2 separate regions of the Homo sapiens genome follow, and region 1 is linked to region 2. The links are chromatin contacts, found by Hi-C or POLR2A ChIA-PET in ENCODE. All regions are on one chromosome and are shown on one strand. Each heading gives the region's core, a stretch centred on a gene start or an enhancer-like site at or near the end of the contact. The rest is flanking DNA. Distances are from core to core; before and after follow the strand shown. Region 1 overlaps NR3C1 (nuclear receptor subfamily 3 group C member 1). Region 2 overlaps ARHGAP26 (Rho GTPase activating protein 26).

The links. A loop is a pair of places that touch in the nucleus more often than their neighbours do. ChIA-PET counts read pairs that join two places held with the same protein, here RNA polymerase II (POLR2A). Pooled maps may share reads with other maps.
Region 1: POLR2A ChIA-PET joins it to region 2 with 12 read pairs in A673. The contact joins two enhancer-like sites. A Hi-C loop is called at or near these places in 1 of 168 maps with a recorded cell type or tissue (heart left ventricle) and 1 of 50 pooled maps. POLR2A ChIA-PET finds 5 or more read pairs at or near these places in 4 of 52 experiments (A673, AG04449, activated B cell and 1 more).

Annotation. Positions count from the first base shown.
Region 1 is chr5:143,395,013-143,397,846 of GRCh38, forward strand. All of the region lies in intron 2 of NR3C1 (nuclear receptor subfamily 3 group C member 1), which reads right to left. Among named protein-coding and RNA genes, the nearest start is that of NR3C1, 7.3 kb to the right of the region's middle. Within about 2 kb of position 1,502, at least 4 of the 41 ENCODE cell types and tissues checked have a DNase peak (open chromatin) inside an H3K27ac peak, as active enhancers do.
Region 2 is chr5:142,945,714-142,948,413 of GRCh38, forward strand. All of the region lies in intron 11 of ARHGAP26 (Rho GTPase activating protein 26), which reads left to right. Among named protein-coding and RNA genes, the nearest start is that of ARHGAP26-AS1, 78 kb to the left of the region's middle. Within about 2 kb of position 1,303, at least 2 of the 41 ENCODE cell types and tissues checked have a DNase peak (open chromatin) inside an H3K27ac peak, as active enhancers do.

The DNA of each region.
Region 1 (2,834 bases), core at 252-2,751, 450 kb after region 2:
TCACAATTAGGTGTCTGGGGGTTAAAACCACTGTCTACAAATAATTTTGAACTGCAATAAAATTCTATTTCTTTCTTAATATGTAAAATGAACAAAAATCACCATCACAAGTCACACCCTAATCTAGTTTAGCATAGAAATGATCACACATAATTCAACAGGGAAAGGAACACTTAGTAGACCTTTTCTTTTTTAAAATTGAAATTCTCAATAGGAATATTTTATTTACTTGAAAAATACAAAACCCAAGTATTAATAGAATATGCCAGAAGAAAATAAGAGCAGTCGGCTCTCTGAAGCTGCAGAAATAAGGACAGCATGGGCTTTTAAAAATCCTTTCTAAAGGTCAATATGTAATGGATTTTTTTTTGTAGTTATAGCTTAATTCAACAAAATTTTCTTGAAAACTCTTTATGCAACAGGAATCATCAATGTATATTTTCCATGACTCAGAAATATGAAAACAAGTGCCCATTAATCTGGCAAATACCTGTAAATATTGCATTACACAATTACTCTTGATGAAAATATTACCAGGATGTCCTCAGAAGGGTAAATGCTATTCAGCACAAACCTATTTTGCTTATTTAATTTGCCCACCTAAGTACTAGTACACAATGAGAACCCACTGCTCATTAAAATTAGGAATAATCATTAAAGTAAAAAAGAATGTGCTTTAAGAACTAAGCCTAAGCCTCAGACCTTGTCTAAGCTTAATGTAAATTAAGATTTCCTGGGCTGTTTCAGTCACCTGCAGGCCAGAGTAGACTAAGATTTATGTAACTAACCAATTAATGCAGATGTTCCGACTTTCACATTAGGCAGTCACATTAAAGTAAACCCTTTTGATCCAATCTTTCCTTCACTAAATCTCAAAAGGCCCCTAAAGTGATCTCTACCCACATATCCATTTCACTATTAATACAATTTGCATTTAACCTACATTTATGCAAGGTATATTTCAGAATAAGTCTTTCATAAAATGTATAAACATTAAATAAGTAGCAAAAGTGGTCAGACTAAAATACATGTAACACAAATAGACAAGACCAAAATAACATATGAATTATGTTACCAATTATAAAAATACAAGGGGACTAGCCATAGAAACATCGTAAGTAATTTCAATAAAATCTGACCACATGCTAGTCACATATTTCTGCATTAGTCATTTCACACTAAAATGACACACCTGAATACACAGTGTGTTTTAAAAACTTTTTTTACTAATCATGTAGCCATAACAAGTTACAGATTTAAAAAATAAGATTCTCATCATAAAGCTAAAAATAAGTGAAAATATATTTAAAAAGAAATCTCCTTTAACATTCAGAAATCACTTTACATAAATGAGTACCAGAAATATTAAGCTTAAAAAACACTGAAACACCCATTGCCAGAATCTTTAGAAGGAAAAGAAAAAGAAAAAAGGTAGGAAGTAAAGAAAGTATCCATGGGGGTGAGGGTAAATCACAGTCAAAACAAATCTCTTCTCTTCGTATTTCCTCTTTTTCTGAGAAAACATTCAACATGATGTTAGCAGAATTTGCTTCATTCATTCTGTATTTGTACAGGTCTTCAATTTCATTACTTTTATAAAACCAGATACAGATGCGATTACTAATGAGACATTAAAATCTACATAAATTTTAGTAGCTTCATTAAGTGCCAATCATCACTTAATTTTAGACTCTGCCGAAAACTGAATTTACAAGTTCATCCTACATCATTCATTCTCTCCAATAATCCCTCCCTTCAGGATACGAACAATTTTTTAACACTAAAATTTCAACATAATCCCAATAAAAGCTCTAATACCACCTAAAACCATTTCTGTTCTCTACCTCTGTCATTAATGCTTAAATGAAACAAGGCTGAAAATCAAATAATGCAGAAATGTGCCTTCGTCAATAAGTTTATGCTAAATGTACTGAACTTCAGTATTTTTAAAAGCATATTAAGTTAGAATGACTAGTTTGTTTTACTTAAAGAATAGATTTTGAGAATAAGGTTTCTCTTGTTTTACTATAAATGAACTTAGAAAATGCTTTACTAAGCTCAATCATAATATTCATAATTTTACAATTTTATGTGATAATTCAATGTTGTGGTGGAAGGAAGGAATTGCCTCTTCCCACCCCCAGAGAATAAAGTGAGGATTTTTTTTTAAGTATTCTGATAAAAACAATTTTAGGTGGCATTTTAAAAAGTCAAATTGCAATTTATAACTTTTTTTAATTTAAAAGGAATTCAAGTTATTAGTGGCATTTAATATTTTTCTTCGTAAAGTCAGAAGGTCAGTATTCAAGTTGTGGTCTCAATGTGTTGATTATTTGCTGATCACTCAGGGTCACTGGTCATAGCAAATGTTTGGCTACAGTCATGTAACATATAGAGAAGAGAAAGCAACTAATTTTAGCTATATCAGGGCTGTTGTTTGGAAACAATAGACTAATTCAATGATGGTTTAAAAGAAACACTGTTTCAATTTATTTGGATGAAGCTTTGTTTTGGGTAATCATAGTTCCCAGTGCTAAGTTAATGCCATAAGGTATAAAATCTTCAAATATTAACAAAATACCCTGTATAAAGTATTATACCTTCTTGTTAGGACACAGACTACTGATTATATTTCCCAATCACAGATTGGCATAAAAATAATAATTTCATTTGATATTAAAGAACTTCTAAAGAGCCGCATCATCATTGCCTTGCCTACTACCTCCATAAGGTTATGGGACCCAAATTAAAAATACGTAAAGATACTTTATGTCATGAAGTACTATAAAAGTTAAAGCATTAAAATCACCTTTAGTGATTTAAGAGTAACTATG
Region 2 (2,700 bases), core at 53-2,552:
TACAAAGAATTCCAGAATACTTTCCACCCAGATAACCTAAATGTTAGTGTCTTACATAACACAGTACAATGATCAGACCTGGAAATTAACACTGATACAATATTATTATCTATTTTACAAGTCTTAAATTTTGCCAGTTATCTCACTAATATATATATTTTTCTGGTCCAGTGTCTTTTATCCCAGATCACATATTGCAATTAGTTGTCACATCTCCTCAGTCTCATTTAACCTGGAACAGTTAGAGGCTTGGCTTTTTAAAGGAACATCACCACTAGCTGATGTCCAGATAGTTGAACATCAGGAGAGCATCCTATCTCTGTTCCCATCTTGCAGTGTATCTGGGAACTGTTGTCACTATCCTCCCTTCATCTAGGTAATAATTCATACATTTCCATAATCAAACCACTTAAGTTTCTCTCTCTGCATCTTCTAAAGCCTCTCTGACATATATTCAATCTCAGTTTTGTAGATTTCCTTGTAATACATCTATTGCTTTTGAACATTGTATCTTCTACCCTATCTACTCACATCATATATTCTTCCTTATACAGTTTGTTATCTGTATTGTAGTTGTTGGTTTAAAGACATTTGAGGCCATAATATGATCTTACTAGACATTCCGAGCTGTGACCTCTCACCTCCAGCAACAGCACCAGTTACATTGACCCTCTTTCAGATATTGGGCAGTGATTTGTGGGAGTGGAGATTATGGTTGGATTAGCTTCAATTTTTTTTTTCTTTGTGGGAAATGCAATTTGCAAAAGAAAGTTCTTATAAGAGTGAGACTTTGTTCATTTGAAGAATGATGGAGCTGGCTTTTCTGTCAATTTCTGCAGCTTTTTCTTATTCTCCAAAAACCAGAAAGTGGTAATATTTGTTAGTGATCAAATCAAAGATGATATTTAAAAACACATGTTGACAGGAGGACCTAGAGGCATTATGAGTATTAGAAAGTCTGCAAATTAGGTTGTTTGCTTTGTGGTGAGGTGTGAAACAGGATATGCATTTTTGAAAATGTATCTTTGGATTTGCTGAACTGGGCTCAAATGTGGTCAAATTGAGAGAGCTTATGATGCCAGTTTTACTGCATTCTTTTTAGTTGTGTTCCCCAAAATCCTGCCCCATGACCTTTACCAGAACAAGTAAACACATCCTAAAAACAAAGTTATGTTCTAGTATGGTTTTAAAAGTCTTCCCTTTTGGTTATTTGGAAAATAGTGCAAACGTGCGGTCTAGTGGTTATGGCCAAAGGCAGAGCAAAGGGAGTGCGGCCTTAGCCAGCCCCAGCCAGCTGCCATTGCTCCCACGCTCTGTGTGGTCTTGACCCAATGCCCAGAAAAGCAAGGTTCCCCACTTTCTACCTCTTTATTTTTAAAAGTAAAAAAAAAAAAAAAAAAAAAAAAGAGAGAGAGAGAGATGGGGTGGAGGGAGAAACTGAGCTGAGAGACCTCTCAGGTTAGAAATATGTCCTCTTGCAATTAACCATTGCTAGTTAGTTTTCACTATAAATCTAAAGAGAGCTTTATCTCAGCCAAACTAAGGAAATCATCAACATTCTTGGGGTAAATTGATGTGGACTTTTTGTTTGTTCATTTGGAGGGAGGGAGGGATGGTGGTGCTGCTGCCTAGCATTGAATATACTGGAGTACTTCTTAACTTAATCTCTTCTTATTACTACTTTGCTGAGATGAATGTCATCTTTCTCCTACAGTAGTTGTTGGCTATGCAAGGCATTTTGGATGGATACCAATACCCTTCTTTGGCAATTTCTCTGCCTAGTTCTTACCTCTGTGTGTTGTCATGCCAGGGAGATGTTGACCTGCTGAGGGCAGGGATTGATCCTGTCTGTTATAACCTTAAAATTTTTGTTAGGGTGCTTAGTAGAGTGCTGTGAAACATAATAAGCACCTATTACTCACTGAATTAACTTGGAGGCAATAAATTGAGTGGTTTTCTGTTAACTAGTCTATACTCAAGTTGATTTGTTGAATGTCTTGGGTTTTGTTCATTATTGGGCCACTCTGAATGGAAATCCATGAAGGCGAGGATCTTGACTTTCTTGTTCTTCACTATAATCCCAGAACCTAGAACAGCCCCTGGCCAAGATCGTTGAGTATACTGATTGAGAATCCATGTTCAATAAATATTTATTATTAAACTAGGTGCAGTGGTGTACGCCTGGAATCCCAGCTGCTCGGGAGTGTGAAGCGGGTGGATCACTTGAGCCCAGGAGTTTGAGGCTATAGTGTGCTGTGATTGCACCTGTGAATGGCCACTGCACTCCAGCCTGGGCAACATAATCATACCTTGTGTCTTAAACAAAACATTTTTTTTTGAATGAATGGATTTAAAAAAGAGAACCCAAGAGCATGTTTCCCTTTTCAGACGCGGGCTTTGATGCGGCACTTTAGACGTGGCACTTTCAAGCGATTCAGGATGCCTTTTCCTTTTCTTAGTAATTTTTAGTATATGGCAGAAACCATATACTAAATGTCACACCAGAGAAAGTCTCAGGTCAGAAGGCTTATTAGAGCCCAGGGATCAGGAATTGGTTGGGAAGTTTGTAACACTGTCTCTAGCACCAGCAGTAAAATTAGGATGGGTGTGCATGTGTGTATATATGAATATGTGTGCATATGTGAATATGTATATATATATGAGTATATATGACTATACGTACTTGTGTGTATTAAATAT